Regions from separate parts of the Mus musculus genome. Here region 2 is linked to region 1. The links are chromatin loops, found by intact Hi-C in ENCODE. Cell type or tissue: left cerebral cortex. All regions are shown on one strand. Links, peaks and the distances in the headings refer to the core of each region. The heading gives the core; the rest is flanking DNA. Region 1 overlaps Gm41531 (a long non-coding RNA gene). Region 2 overlaps Smoc2 (SPARC related modular calcium binding 2).

Evidence for each region. Hi-C counts contacts between places; a loop is a spot of excess contacts. Peaks named below come from ENCODE experiments on the same cell type or tissue, not always from the same donor. Only the 100,000 strongest peaks of a DNase experiment are listed, where the experiment ranks them.
Region 2: a loop joins it to region 1, with 2.4 times the contacts of the local background. A loop is called at or near these places in 7 of 42 quality-filtered maps.

What each region holds. Positions count from the first base shown.
Region 1 is chr17:14,235,801-14,244,139 of GRCm38, reverse strand. It overlaps Gm41531 (a long non-coding RNA gene), which reads right to left. Exons shown (of 2, transcript XR_876621.1): 2 at 4,660-6,032. Among named protein-coding and RNA genes, the nearest start is that of Gm34567, 9.7 kb to the left of the region's middle. In left cerebral cortex, for the core only: no CTCF peak of the experiment used is centred there; DNase peaks (open chromatin) are centred at 1,322, 4,022 and 4,852.
Region 2 is chr17:14,402,919-14,411,257 of GRCm38, reverse strand. Smoc2 (SPARC related modular calcium binding 2) reads right to left here. Exons shown (of 13, transcript NM_022315.2): 13 at 6,468-7,763. The coding sequence ends at 7,746. Among named protein-coding and RNA genes, the nearest start is that of 4930474M22Rik, 8.1 kb to the right of the region's middle. In left cerebral cortex, for the core only: no CTCF peak of the experiment used is centred there; no DNase peak of the experiment used is centred there.

The DNA.
Region 1 (8,339 bases), core at 172-8,171:
CAGGGGACATCCAGGCCTGTCGGATAAAGCAGAATACAGATAGCCTCTATCTTTCCTCTCGAACATGAACACTCAGAATAAAATAAGGTCTCCAAACAGTCTCTTGGTGCCTTGGGGGCCACACTGGTCACATCTCCAAGGATGCAGCCATCCTTCCATACTGTCTCAGGGCACAGCCATCCTGGGATCTAGGTCCACTTGCTCTGTCTGCCACTGAGATTCCCCCCCCCCCCCCGCAACACACACACACCTGGTTCCTTGCTTCCTAGGCTCCTATGTAAGCCCCTTCATGCAATAGACAACTTCATGCAGTAGATGGGGTGTTGGGGACCTCTCCAAGGGGAGTTAAGGGAAAACCTTGTTCTCTTATGTGTGCTCCAGATTCAGAAATATATAAACTCATTCCTCGAATTGTCAGAGCCCACCCTGGCTGTGGCTACCTGGCCCTCAGGTTAGATCTGAAGCCAGCTCGCCCTCCACAGACACTGTTGTGAGTTCTTGACAGTGGCCTCAGTTATTTGAGTATTCGGGCTATTTTTCACATAACTCTGGTTTGATTAAAACCCAAATACATTTGGCCAACCACGTTTCCCTTTAATTTTTCAGCAGATATTTATTTTAAGGGAAATATAAGCCATGTATTACCAATTCCCCTTGTTGCGGCCTCCAAGCCAGCCGTTGGTGGTTGGGGGCCCCTGCCAGTGCCCTAGACTGTCCCTGAAAGTCCCGTTCAGGGGAGACAGCCACCCACTACACAGCCATGCACAGAACCCACAGTGAACGGCCTGTAGTCCTCTGATACGTGCTGGGTGCGGATGTGTGTCAGTTCTGAACAGGACTGAGATTTTGTTGTTGTAACTTATAACCCATGATTTGTGAGTGGTTTTAGACTAGGAAAAACATGTTTTTGCTGCTCTGACTGACGGAGATCTCAAGTCTGAGGGAACGATCTGACATTCCCAGACCCGGTCATCTACAGAAAACTTTCCAGGACCCCATTCTCTTTCTGTCCTGAGCTACTGGCTGATCTACTGACGAGAGGGAGAATGGGAGGCGAACATGTCATTGAAAATGTTCGATCCTCTTTATGCATCTCTGGGGAATGGTGCAGCCAATGTGGAAATCAGTGGAGGGGGCTCTTACAAAAACTAAAAATAGAACTTTCCAGATTAGCCTGTTATACCCCTCCTTAGTAAGACCCAATGCCGACGTGTCTTAGAGATACTTGCAAATATTCATGTGTTCACTGCAGCACTGCTCATGCTGGCCAAGTTTATTATGGTCAACCTAGATGCCCATGACAGATGTGGGCGAGATGTACCACAGATGTGGGCGAGATGTACCACAGATGCACAATAGGGTTTTATTTAGCCATAAAGAAAGAAGTATTTGTGGGAAAATGGGTGCGACTGGCGATCACTGTACCAAAGAAAATGAGTCAGATTCGGAAAGATACATATCATATCTTTCTTTTCTCGTCTGTGAGTAATAGGATTTATACAGACACACAGAATCACACATACATGTAGAACATGGGAATAAAAATAATGCTAGGGTGACAAAGGGGATGGCAGGAGAAGAAGGGGGAGGAGGAGAGATGCTTGACATATCTGAAATATTATTGAGAAGGACTTTGTATAACACATCGGCATGTATTCATGTATAGTGAATTTTAAATAATAGTTTAAAATTTTTTCAAGCCAGGCATGGTGGCGCACACAATTTAATCCCAGCACTCAGGAGTCAGAGGCACTCAGATCTCTGAGATTGAGGCCAGCCTGGTCTACAGAGTGAGTTCCAGGACAGCCAGGGCTATACAGAGAAACTGCCATGAAAAAAAAAAAATGAAGCTCACAGAAATTTCCTTTCTAAGCCAACCACGACAGCAACATCATTTCCTCAAAAGGAAAACACAAAGCTCTCTTTAATCAGCTTGCCATTACTCATTACTGTAACAAAAAACCTGAGACAATTAGCTTGTGAAGAGAAAGGTTTACTGTGTCTCGTGGTTTTAATAGTTCCAGCCCACGCTTGGATGGACTCAGCTTTTGGGGCATTTCGGGTACTGATAGGGAAAATGAGACAGAAGAAACTTCACATCCAGGAGGCCAACAGAGAGGAGGAAAATCCCAGAGACCCGTGGGATTTTCTCCGCAGGCCATGCCCTCGGCATCTAAGGGCCAGTTAGTCTATCTCTATCTTCTTCTACTTCCCAGTGGCACTGCCGTGAGGAGCCTTTGACACGCACCCAATGGGGGATACCAGACACCTAAATACAGCATTTTATTGCTATCCCCAAAGGCTCATGTCCATCTCACAGTGCAAAAGACCCTCAGTCCATCCCAGGATTATCCAAGTCTCACCTGTTCAGTGTCACCCCAAGGGACACGTCTGAAGACTCCCTTGAGATTCCAGACAAACTTGACCAGGAGCCCCTGTAACAAACCTTCGACACCCAGATTCATACTCTAAAAATGAAGAATAGAGAGAAGCAGAGAGGAGGTACCAGGCCAAGACTGAAACTCAGCAAGGAAAACATAACTTGAAGTCATAGTCTCCATGGCAACTTCTAAGGATCATGATCATGGGCCATGAACTCTGAGGAACTCCACCCTTACAACATGGCTGGTTGCAACACACATGACTGCTCTCCCAGGCAGGCTTCCCACGCTATCGATAGTTTTCCAAACACATGCTTCATATTCCTGGGTCTCCACTGTCCTATTGATGACTGCACGGATCATCTCTGATCCTGCCACACACTGCCCTGGCATCGAGAGCATTTCCTTGAAATCCCACTGGAAGCCTCTGACAGCATAACAACTCGTACCCTCTGCCCATCTGCAGAACCAGTATGGTGGAGACGATTGTGAGGTGTGCTTGAACCAACAGGTATGCTTGAGCCATATTTATGGTACCCTTGGGACATTTCACGGGCTGAGCAGAAGGAAGTGGATCTGAATCCAAGGACAGTTCTGGGCATGCAGAACACTCCAGGGCTCTTTGGGTTGGGGGTGGGGGAATCTGCCCTGGAAAAATCTCTGAAACACATTTGCATTTCTACACTTCTGAGCCTCTGGTAAAGGCCTGGAGCACTTGGGTGCTTTATGTTGAACTGTTGACTGTACCTGCCCTGGATAGAACAAAAATAGACACTTCTTTCTTGGCCGTGCCACAGGTTTTCCAGATCCTGCTATTCTGCTCCCCCTTTGATGCTGATCCTCACTTATAAAGTTGGCTAAAGAAGAGTTACACTCACTCATCTGTCTGGACACTGTGCTGCCTTCGAATTCTCTCCACCAGAGGAGTTGTCTGTCACCTTTTAAGCTCAGTCTTAACAAGTCCCAGGACACGGACAAAATGCAATCATTTTTTTATGTTGTAGTACAAATACGGATAGCCTCTTTATAGTTCCCAGGAGACTGTTCTGTTCATGTTCATCTGAAACCTCATCAAGATGGCCTCTACTGTCTACATTTTCTTCTACATTCTGTTCTGAGCTTGCGCAGAATTGCCAATACAGTCTCCTCAATGTGCTCCAGGTTTTTCTGGCTGCTCCTTTGAGGCCCTCCAAGCTCCCCCTATAAAGCAAAGCCTCCTCCATCTTGCCAATATAGCTGTACCAATGATCTCACTCCTGACACCGATTCTTTATATTAATCAGATAGACCAAGATACCTAAAATAATGAACTTATGAAAATGTTTATTTTCAATGATGGTTTGAAAGGTCTAGTCCAAAATTGGGAATACCCACCCTTTAATGAGCCAGAAAACAACAGAGAGAGGGGGGAGAGAGAAGAGAGTCAGGGAAGAGAGAGAGAGAGAGAGATCAGAGCCTCATAGTCCCTTAAAGACAGGGAAAAGCTAAAGACCCGTTATGTCTTTTGTAGGTGCTATTACAAGCACATGACAGTGACAGCTGGGCAGTCGTCATGCCAGGCGTCCATGAAGACTCCCAGCGAGTCAGCCCGGTGTGGGCTCACTTGTGTCCCACAGCCCTACCGTTTACAAGAGCTTGGCTGGTATAACTGTGACCACAGTGTGACTCATTGCTCCTTTATTGGCTCCTGTTTTATTTCAACAGCCGTCACTCATGGTCGTCTTCCGTGCCCACAGCCAACCCTCTATAAGTAGGAAATGTGCTAAGTGAGGATCCTCAGGCTCCATCCCAGGTACGGGCTCTGCGGCAGTGACACCCAGAACTCTCTGTTTACTCAGCCTTAACACAGTGAGGTCAGGTGCGGCACTGCTGAAGTTTCAGAGTTTAGAACAAATGAACGCAAGTGGGTTTGGATAAGCCAGGATCCATATAGCCTCAGTATATACCCTACAGAAAACCTCCAGACAGTGGGACCAATAGAGAAAGCTGCATATGTAACCCCTGAGGAGTCTCACCCTGACACCTGAAGGCTGTTGACATGGTTTACAGCAAAAGGGACTTTACAGATGAGCCCTGGTCAGAAGCCTTGGGGTTGGAGGTTGGGAGGAGGTATGGCCCTAGATTGCCTAGTGAGCCCTGGACATAGTCACAAGTATCCTTGGGAGAAAGAGGAAGAGAGTCTCTTATATGACTTTCTCTGGAGAGAAATAAACACATATCTGTTCTCCCTAGATAGTGTACTAATGATGGCAGATCTTAAGAACCATGATTCCCAATCTAACATGGTGAACCAGAGTTTATTCTGGGTACTCTCAGGACCATGGGTGACTCCAAGACAGGGAGCATCATAAGAGAGTCTCACCTGGCCTGGGTAAAACTCACAGGGTTGGCATCCCTGGAGCTCCCTGCCCAATGCAACTACCACAGTCCTCTCTCCAGCCATTGTTAAATGGCTTTGTGTGGTTGGGAGAGGGGGTGTTCCTCAGCGCCATAAATACCTCCCTCTAGAAGGAAATGACTACCTGACCATCTGTTCAATGCAAAGAGCTGATACATTCCATGAGCAGAAGCTACACCGGGTGACACATTTAGAAGGTAGAGAGGTACACATGCCTCTAGAAACTGGAAAGGGCCAGGAAAGGTACAGTGCCTGGGACCTGAAGAATGGACCAGCCCTGCCCACACTTTCCCCTTTCCAGTGAGTCTGACTTCAGGTTTCTGACCTCAGGAACTCTGGGACAGCAGGTCTATCCTGCTTTCAAATCACCAAGTGAGTGGACTTGCCGTGGCAGCAATAGGAAGCTCAGAGTTCCCGTGCCAGGTCCAGGGACAGGAGGACTGACCACATCCATATCCACTGGTTCCTGCAGTTCGCTGGGTCTTGCCCGCCATCATTTCCTGATGGGACATAGTGTGGCACAGGATGGGCAAAATCCAGCAGAAGAGAGGGACATCTCTTGGTCTTTTCGAAGAGTAAAAACTCTCGCTTAGAAATGGCAGCAATCCTCCTTTGAACCAGTCAAAACAGACCAGCTTCCCACAGATGCCATTTGGTCCTGAGACACCGGCGCATGCTGATTTCTGCTGAGAAGAGTTCAGGTGTGAAGGGTGTGAGGCAAGCATGGGTGTAGTTGCTGGGCCGATTCATCTCCACAGCTGCAGGAGAGCAGTCTATACCCCATATAAATGTTTCATGGCCAAGAGGACAGGGACCTAAAGGTCTCACATGGCGCCCGCCACATACTGACCTGTCGGGCATCTCCCCCTCTCATTCAAGAATCAGAAGCAATCGACAGAAGCTGGCAACAGAACGAAGGGGCTTTGCGACAAACCATGAATCTTACCAGAAACTGGGGGGACCAGGGACTGTGGTCTCTAGCCAGAGGAGAACAGGAACATCTAACAGGAGTTCAAAAGGCTCCCCACGATGTCACAGGCAGAAGGGGCTTGCATGTAACAGCAGTGTGGCCCATGTCAGTTGTATCTTTCGATGATGGAGCCACTGCAGAGGCCAGTCAACATCAGGACCATCCAGTCAGCATCATTGTCACAGCTGCATGGTCTGCGGCAGAGTTCTCAGGACAAAAGTCAGAGGGATAGAGAGACTTCCCTGTCCCCCAGCTGACCAGGAGCTGTGAGCAACTCAGAGCACTGTCAAGTGGAAAAACAAACACTACACTAAAAAACTCTCCACTCCCCTGCTTAAATGTGAAGAAGTTTGGTGGAGAGAACAGAAAATATACCCCCCCAAACATCAGAGTGTTTGTGCAGATATAGACATGACACTCCCACCCTCACCCCCAACTCTGTTCTGCTTGTGTGGCACCTGGTTATTCCTGCAAACTTCTGGGGACAGCATCTTCTCTGAATGCTGCAGGGAGAGACTATTAAAAAACGGCACTGTGTCTTCCATCCTGGTCATAGGTGGGGCCCGCTGGGGTCTGAAGAAGCCAAGGGTCTTTGTTCAAAATTTAATCCCGTGCCTAGAGGTTTGAGGATGCCAATTGTTTGAGAGTTTTCTTTGGGGATGAAATACATACTTTACTAAGTCAACAGATTACTAAGCATCTGGTGGTATGAAAACACAGAACCAAACCAAACCAAACCCCAAGAGATGCCTTTATTTAAAAAACGCCTCTAACCATGTGCACATGTGGCTGGGCCACCTCTGTGGTACCAATCTTTTAAGTCCTGAAAGCAGAAAGATTATAAATGTCAGGTTTTATGAGGCCATGGAGAAAAAAGGATGTATTGGCTCAGATATTCTAAACCATTGAATGTATGGACTCCATTACACGGAGCAGTGTAAGACCTGTCCAAACAGCCGTGTGCAGTGGACGTTTAAAGGCACAGAGAAGCATTCCTGATGTCAATTCCATACTGACACTTCCAGGACGAATGGGCCCAGAGGCCGGATCTGGTTTCCAGCTTCAGGTGACTCATTCTCAGCCCCAAAGACCTTGTTCAGAGCTATGCCACCTCGGAGAGGAGCCAATTCCATGTGAGAGAGAGAGGCTGAGGAGGAAACAAGAAGCCCCTGGATTACCAGTGTGTCATCATGACACTGGTCCCAAAGGGATCCTCCTGTCCCCAGTGCAAAACTCCTCACCTCAGAGCAACCCCTCACCCCAGAGAGACATGGGAGACACATTGTTCTTGCTCACCTATAAGCCTATCTGCTGCTCATGACTGTCCATGGAGACCCTCCAGGACTGACAGCCAATGGTCTTCAACTTTATCATACACAGACACGTAGTGAATGTTGGAACATGGCTTTCTTATAGGGGGATTTCTGTGGAGAGTGTAGTATGATACCTGTCTTATAGATAAGTTTGGCATGGAGTATCAACATTCTCAAAGCTAAGTAGAGACAGAATGAAGCTCAAGTTCCCCTACCTCCATCTGGTCCCACAGCCAAGTACTGTGTCCTGGCCCAAGAAGTGATACTTGATAGTCACAGTGATAACACACATGCAAAAAGTAAGTCTGGAGTGTGCCTCACCCAATCCCACTAAGACTCTGGGAGTTGTGGTAGCTTAAGGCCCAACCTGAGGTTCTACATCAGATCTTGCGACTTCTGGAATGGAACATCAGAGAATGGCAACCATCCTGTGCTCATGATTTCCTGGGACCTAGAACCATTTCTGCAAATACTGTTCTTTGAAACTCCAGTAGCCTGGGCAGTCGGGGCAAGGATAGGCACTTCCTTAGCATCATCGGTACATGCTGAAGCCCTTCCTCAGATGATAGGACTAGGCATCTACCTGAGAGGAACTGGCATCTATAGGACTGTATTATAGCACAAGGGTCACATGACCTCTGTGTCAGCCAGGACACCAGGAACAATCTCCAAGAAGGACCTGAGAATAGCTGGCCCCATGCTCCAACTTTGGAGAAGCTGGGGTTTCCAGATAGCTTCAGGAGACCCTAAAGGGAAGGACCAGCCATTTCTGGAAGAAGAACAAGGTGGTTTTGCCATCCCTAGTAGCTTCCCTCTGCCATGGTGGGTTCTGCCCTCACAAAGACCCTTCTGGACACACCTAGATGACCACATCTGAGCCACTGGCTGATCCCAGATGGCATCCATGTACTGGATGCTGAAGCTGGCTTCTGGAGAACAGCTCTGTACTCCCAGCAAGTCAACCCCTATCTCTTGTCTCTCATAGCCAGGACAGTTGGGCACCAAGCTTGGGGTAAAATGCTGATGAGGTGGCTCTGTGCTGGCCCAGGGTTCCCAACAGCTGCATCTGCCTTGAATTTCTACTGCAGTCAGTGGTCCAGGTCCCTCTCTTCCTCTGGAGAACTGGACTGATCAGTAGTTTCTCTCCATCACTCCTTCCGAGGAGAAGCAGCACCATATCTCCTTGGCTTTTATAAGGGTTTGAGAAGAACTGGAACCACGTCCATCTCACAGTGTTCCGAGTTTGGTGCGGAGGCGCTCCAGAAGCTGCTAATCTC
Region 2 (8,339 bases), core at 131-8,130, 170 kb before region 1:
TGCAGGCTTGTCTCCAAGGCCACTACGGAAGGATGGAGGGTGAGTGGGAAGCAGTACGTGTGGAGTTGGTGAGAGACCTCTTCTCCATGAATAAGGCATCCCCATGTCCAAAAGGAGGCATCAAAAGCCCAGTAGATAAAGGCTCATAGTAAATAGAAATGGGGCATGCTCAGGAGTACCAGTGCTGTGCTGGGCACTGGCAAAGGCTGCCCACAGCCACAGGCCAACAGTCCAGAGGGCAGGGCGTCCCAGCTGCAGTCCTACAGGGGAGAGTGGATCATGTGTGTATGCAGGGGTCTTCAGAACCTTTCTATAGGGAAGATGGAACACGGAGGGCAGGCAATAAGCAGCAAAACCATGTGACCCTCCTCTGGAGCCCTGTTAGATGTTATCCTGTGAGGTGAACAATGGTGTTCCTTTTTTAAAGGGAGCTGAAATTCTGAAAACTAAAGGAAAAAGTGGCCACCTCACATAGGCTGACACCACACTCCCAAATCAATCTAAAGCATGCCCAAAGGTCTCTTCCTATTCCTGCTGCCTTCTGTATAGAAATGCTGTCTTTGGCACCCGCCCATTTCCCCTATGTCAGTCAGCATGCTTGCCTGAGCATTGATATGGGCCCAGTAGCTAAAACAGAAACGGAGGGGGGGGGACTTCAAAAAAGAGAGCACACAGCTCCCTGTCCCTGTCCACTCACAGGAACATCGGTGGCAAGCCTTGAAAAGGTCACTGAAGAGTGGGACCAGAGGGATGTAAGCCTAGCTCTACCTCAGTGAGGAACATTTAGGTCACTCAGAAGACAGGCTTTCCAAAGGGACAAGGTCTGATTGATGAATAACAGGTTGGATTTGTAATCAAATAAGAACATCAGTCTTGTTGCTAGGAGCATTTGTTCACATGGCTTTTTTGACGCCCTAAAGGTAACCAGCTGGGGTTGTTACTGTCGTTCCTTCCAAATTTTGTTTAACAGAAACATTTTCCTTTTATTAGTCTATCTACATTTCATCTCAATGAAATGAGACAGAAAGCAGTCCCCATGTTCCCTCTACTGCGATGCAGGCTCTGAACACCGTGGTTCCTCCAGGTTGAGAGGACAAGACTCCCTGGCAGTTCTCTTGTGTCTAGAGAACATGAATGATGGCATCTCCACATCCTGTCACAAGATGGGGTAGAAAATGTAAAAGGGAAGAGTTTTCATTGACCTTAAAGACATACTGAGATCTCGAAGTCAAGTTACAGAGCTGATTTAATGGTGAGGACTCTGAGAGGTGGGCAGTGGTTTCAAGACCCTGAGGACTTTGCAGTAGTGGTTGTGGAGACCTAATATTGCTTTGAGGGTGCCAATATGAGCTGGCCCTGTGACAGTCTAGCAGCCTCTCCCCATGCAGGAGGAAGCCACTCCCCACAAGGACCGCAGTGATATGATGATGCAAGGGTAGTCGTCATCATTTACATCTTTTTGGAATGTGTCTGTTAATGGTAATTAACGATGGCCCACATTTTTATATGGTTTTTCTTTGGATATATAGAGTCACTCAAAAGACAGGAACTGAAAGGTGATTCTCATCATGGTACTTTAGGGATGTGGTAGAACACTTAAGAGAGTAGGACCCTTTGGAGGAATCAACAGGTCGCTAGGATATGGGATAAATATTCACTCTTGCCATCTGTCCTCCCAAGGGGCCATCCAATGTTGGACTTGAATTTCCTATCTGAGCTAAATACATCTTTTCTCTTATAAGGAATATAACCCTTTACATTTCATTTAATGGGTGTTTTTAGGCACATCTATCTGGGAATGTTAAAAGAGAAATCACAGTGTCTCAAAAGAGATGAGGCAGTATGCATACTCTTACACAAACCTCTTAATTCATGCCATCTTTGTGGATACGTGGGTCCTTTTCATTCTTCCACTCAAACAGAAGGAATTTAATAGTAGCCCAGAAGCAGGCTGGCATCTGACTCAGTTTGAGAGCTTGGCTAGCCTGGCCTCAAGCTAGAAATCCTCCTGTCTCAGCCTCTCAGGAGCTGAGGTGACACCACCACCATGCTCTGCCAAGAGTCTTTGGTGACCTAACTAGTTGGATATCAAGTAGATAGAAAACAGATAGAGCCCTCACTTCACAGACTACAAGATTCTATGTGCTTGGTGTGGATTCTCATTGCCAAGTTCCTACTCCTTCGTTGTGCGGTTTTAGGTAATGGTCTGCCGAGTGAGGAAGGAGGAGGGAAGAATTCAGAATAGATGCCATCCACTTGGGCTCCTCTTTGTTACAAATGGAGATGGTGCCTCTAGAAGGCTCAGGAAGTCAAAACTGTCATTACAAATGTGGAGATGCTGTGTCAGAGAAAGCCTGGTCCACTGAAATCTTGTTCCCGTGTACCTGCATCTCTGAAAAGGTCAAACGCAGTAGTAAGCTGTGGTTTCCTGATGTTACAGAAACCAACTGAAAATCCAAGCTGCCCTCTGACCATCCCTCATACAGGCCATTTTATTTCATTTTACTTTTAGAAATAACTTCCTTGTTATCGATGTGATGGTACTCATCAGAAATTCCCAACGCTTGGGAGGTTGAGGCAGGAGGATCAAGTCCACGGCAATCTTTCTCTAAAGAATCCTTGTCTTGATAAACAAGGTAACTGATTTATTTCATTAGAGCAGAGCTCAATTAGTCAAATCTCTCACCAAGTTAGAAGAATATTTCCTTATGCAAAAATAAATGGTTCGGCATGTATTAAGTGATAGAATTTAATGATAATGGGCGAGTCATGAATATGTAAATTAAAACTAAAGCACACAAAAGAGCCCTTTTAGTAAGTCCAGCCTTGCTAAAAGATACTCTGAAGTACCCCGAATATATTTTTCCTCTAATAAAGAAACATCTTCACTGGGGAGGGGAAACATCTTCAAGCCAGGTTGTAGGGGATATCAAAACTCTAATTCTGGCAAAAAACAACTTAGTATTTATACTTATTTATTATTTATTTACTGGGTATGATTTCAATTTTAACTTGAGGATAAAATTATTTGTTCTGAAGTTAAAGACTTAACAGAAGGCCATGTAAAACCTCCCTGCCGGGTAACACACATGAACTGAATTATGCAACCCACTTATCATCATTACTAAGCACTCAGGCATCCAGAGGCAAGAGGCAGGAAAGGAGCCACTGACATCACATAAAATATATACGATAGATAAAAGTCACGAGGTGTTGTTGCTCCACCAAGAATGAGAGGCTGCCTTGGGGCAATGCAGCTCTGTCTGCTGAGCAGGTCTCTTCCCCTCTGCCGATTCAGATTCCTGTCTTATCCAAGGCAGGGAGCAAGCGGAGAGTGACAAGGCTGAGATTATAGCTTATGGCCAGAGATCTGATGAGGTTCTACTGGCTAGAGCACGGGAAACTAAAAGCATGAAGCAAAATGTAGCGTATCCAAGTTTCCCCAGCTTCCCTGCCCTCCTTTCTTCCTCTGGTCCCGAGGCGCTGTCAGGAGCCCCTGAGACATTATGGAGACAGACCTCAAAACCAGGATCCAGGAGTCTGAGAGAACCACAGAGCAGATGGCTGCATCAGCCCATGCATCTGGTTTCTCCCTGACTTTGGGTTTGCTGAGAAGATTAACTGAGTTCCTAGGTCACTGCTATTCCCCTTTATAATTTCTGTTTCTAAGAAACAAAATCCACTCCTGCTCATTCCCCTTGGTCCATTCTTAGACCTTAGAGGGATTGTCTGTGCTTTAGACTCAAGTGTCCTGTTAGGAGAAACATCAAAGCTAGACGTGAAGTAATCAGACCAACCACGGACTGCTATGGAACACCATGGAAAGTTCTTCACACCACAAACAATTTAGTATTTATACATATTTATTATTTACTATATAATAAATAATCCTGAGGATTCCTGGGAAGGAGCCACTGTCTGGTTTGAGGTGTTGAAAAACACCTTTGGGGGCGTTTATGTGGCCATGAGCCACGCTAGGTCAGTGTGGAGCTCACAGCTACATTCTCCCCACAGTGCTCAGCATCCATTCCCTTTCTACCTACTACCTCAGGAAACTAGTGTTTTGTTATCAGAATATCCACATACATGATGCGCAGACTGGGGCCCAGGAGTGTAGCTCTGTCCTGCATTCCACCCTGTCATGGCTTCCTGGCCTGTGGCACTCACTGACTCTCATGACAGACAGACTCGCATGACAGAATTGGCAGCACAGACAGACAAGCAGGCACTTACACAGCTGAGCTCACTGTGTCTGCACAACCATTAGAGAAAATGCCCCAAGGCACACTCATCCAAAGGGTGAGAGCCCAGAGTAGTCCTGTGTCCAGCATGGGGCCAAGAACCAGGTCCAACAAGGTCTTGACTATTTGGCTATCTCAGACCACACACAGAGGCAAGAACAGAAACAAAGCAGACATACTTGAGCTGCTAAGTGTTCCATGGGAGCTGTTCGCAGCACAGCGGAAAAATAGGAAAAAGGTGGCCAGCACATCTTTCGAAAGGGAAGAAATACTAAAAATGTCTTGATATCTAATTACTCAAAATGTATTCCAAATTTTGGCCTGTGGGGTAGGCTATGGTATTAAGATTAAAATCATCTTTCCCCTGCAACACCATTATCATGTAGCTGCAGCAGCAACAGTACCACCACCAGCATCATGACCACCACCATCACTGTTATTATCACAGTCACTTTCCTCCTGCTTGAAAAGGCTTCCCTGCTTCATTGTCATCCTACTTGGATGACAGGAGGAGGGTGACTATGATTATAATGGGGATGATGGTGGTCATGATGACGATGGTGGTGGTGGTAACGGTCATGGTAATGGTGATGGCTGTAGTGATGGTGGCGGTGGTTGTGGTGATAATCATAACCATCATCACAGTCATCACATCATATCCCCATTACCACCATGACTGCCACCACCACCAATCATGACTGTATCATCATCATCATCACCACCATTGCCATTATCACATTATTATCACAATCATCAGTATCATAACCATCATCAGCATAGTCATCATTATGTCATCATCACCATTACTGCCTCCACCATTAACACCACCACAGTCACCATCATCACTATTATCAATAACAGCATCCTGACTACCCTCACCATCATCATCTGTTCCTCTGGTTTTACCCTTTATGGGTTTTTTTTTTCTGTCTTTCTGGAGTAGCGTTGCTTGCACAATTTGGTTTTGCCCTTGGAAGCCTAGGATCACATTAGTCAGTCCACACCAGTTTCAGCAAGAGCTGAGACATTTCACATTGATAGTGGAAACAGTTCATATGTAACATCTGTGCAAAGGATGTATGAGACGCTCGGTGTGCTTCCGAAGGCATCCTCATAGGATGGCAAGGATGCAGGAAAGGAAGACGGTGATGGGGCATTCTAGAGGAGGCGTCCAACCCTAAATGTAGCTATTGTGGGCAGAGAGGGGAGCCAACTGCTGGTTTAGATTTTCAGTATTAATGCCCTGCAATCAGAACCATGTGTAGCTCCTGCCTCACCCATGATCTGTCAGCCTCCTGAACATTCTGTCCTCTCTCGTGCCTTCTTTAGAACCTGGCCTAAACCCTTTCTTCACTCTGTGCCCTTCTGGCCTTCTCATTCCCTCTTCCTGTGTCATCATTGCTCAGCCTGAGGGTTTTCCTGTGCTGAGTTTGGAGGACCAGAGATGAAGTAGAGATACTGGATGAGATTGACCGGGGAGGGAAGGGACTTCAAGAGTTTTCGTGAGATGTCACGGAGCAAATCAGGGTGTTGCAGAGCTCTGGAGGTTGGAATGGGAGAAGGAAAATGTCACCTTCGGGGTACTGGTTAATTGCCTCGTGGAATAGCAGTAGCTTTGATAAAACAAGGTGCCATTTACTGCTTCTGTCATGTCTGGAGTGTCTGCAGCAGGAGAAGCATGGGGCGGGTGACATTAATCCATACTGGAGGTCTGTCACACAGAGAGGGCATAGAAACTTCTAGTGTATCACACAGGGCAGATTGAAGCATTCACAACTATTAACTCATACATGCCACCTGTCGTGGAATGAACCAGCACTCCAGTCCTGGAAAAGAAACCCCAAGGTTCAGAAAAGTTGAGGAACATATCCCATTTCACACAGACTCCTTCAACAGGCAAAATCAGACCCAAATCTGCTGGGCTAGCACCCACAACTTTGGCTTCCACTAGTGGACACATTTTACAGTGAGCAATCATGAAGAACTAGAGAGAGAACTCAGTGTAAAGAGCATTTGTTGTTCTTGCAGAGGAACCACATTCAATCTCAGTACCCATCTAGCAGCTCACAACTGTCCGTAACTACTATTTCAGAAGATTTGATGCTCTCTTCTGACCTCCACGGACACCAAACATGAACGAGGTGCACAGACATACAGGCAGGCAAGACTCTCACACATCTAGAATAATCTAAAAACTAATTTTTAAACAGTAATCTTTTATGAAATGCTGAAAAGAAGACTCACACAATTTAATCGCATATTTTAATCTAATAAAATGATTAAATTCAGAGTTCAGAAATATAAAAGATTATCCAAAACAGTTAGGATCATACTCGTTTGTAGACAGCATTGACATGAGCCGGTCACTTCTTGCCTCTACACAGTTCAAATGAGCAAAGGCCTTCTGCAGCATGCGTTCACAATGCATCTACAGACATACATTGAGAGGCTGGGGACCATGAACAATTTCCCATATAAACCACAATCTGAAAGAATTGCCCCAGCTCTCCTCCCATCTGCCACTGTTCCTTGAGAACAGAGAGTACAGACTGACCTAGGTCAGAAAGTGACAGCCAGCCATACACCCAATCTAGTTCAGTCTCTCACAGTATGGTCATCCAGTTCATAACCTTCATCCCATAGTGGCCTTGGGTGAATTCCCTCAAACCCGATGCCTCCACAAAATGAAATTGACATTCTCAGCTGCCTGTTGTTCAGCACTCTTGGGACGATGTAGTCTAGCTGTGCCTTCCTCAGGATGTGGTCCATGATCTCTGTAGAAGGCATTTTTCCTTTCCAGTGGACCCTAGCAGGATGGCCCAGGCACTCAGAAGTGAGGCAGGTAGACTGGATCCTTCCTGGGCCAATGAGATGGAGTCGGCAGGCCAGAGTTAGATGTGCTCTCTGAAAGAGGACTCTCTGGCTGCTTGTCCATTCAGCTCCCCGGGGATTTAACAGTAGGGTTGGCTCAAGCAGAAGCTAAAACTGGAGCCTAACAGCATAGTCTCAAGCAGGGGCTACTGGAAGTTAAGGCTATGCCTGAGCTAGTGCCTGTGTGACCCATGGTGTGAGTGACATCTCTAGAGAGCAAAACTTTATGAAACAGGCAACCACTGCAAGCTTCTAAGGATACGGTAGGCTCTGGCTGGCATCAAGAGCACGGAGAGCAAGCCAACGGAGACTGCAGGCAGAGGAAAGGGCAAGGGAATAAACCAGGCCCTCCACAGAGGGACGAGGAAGTGAAGTTGAAATGCATTTAAAACCCACCCCACCAGCACAGATCTTGAAGGTCAAACAAGGACACATACATTGTATGTGATTAATTTCCCGAAGCCAGCCTTCCGTTTTCACAGATCACAACAGTCCGTTTAAATATCTCATTTCTACAAAGTGAATTTACATTTAAAGTACAAAGTGCAAATACTATATGTTTTTTGTTTTTAATTGCTCTTTGGTGAGGGAAAATTCCCACATGTCTAGGAACTGTCTTGAGTAGTCAGCCGTTCATCCTTGTTTCCTGGGCTGGAGAAACAAAACAAACAAACAAGCAAACAACAAAATGAAGATAATCTTAGGAAGATGTCTATGTCTTCCCTATGCAGACAATGACTTGCTCCTGAAAATAAACCTACTTGCTATGAGGGAAGCCATACAGGAAAGGACAGGGTACCTTACAGTAAAGAATGAGTGGGCCCGTTGTTTAGGAAGTCTTTTCTTCCCTGGAAATCACCAGCAGAATATATCATCTGAGAAAGATTGCATTGACTTCAGATACTGTAAGTGAACTAACTTCAAGGTGGCACAGATAAAGTCCCAAACTTGCAGTCACCAGACTTCAGCTTGGGTTACGGGTGCCCCCAGCCTAAACAGTCATAATTTCTTTCCTTTGGATGTTTCTGTCTTGCTGTTTTTTACCTAAGAAGAAATGCAGCTTGCATCTGTGTTTGCTGTCCTTCACCAAATAGACTTTCAAGGGAAGTCATTTAGAAAATGAAAAATAAATAAATAAAAGCAGCCATCTTTTTATCAAGTGCATCAAGCTGTATAAATGAAGACTGATCTTTTTATCTGATACCTAAAATACTAAACTTTGAATCT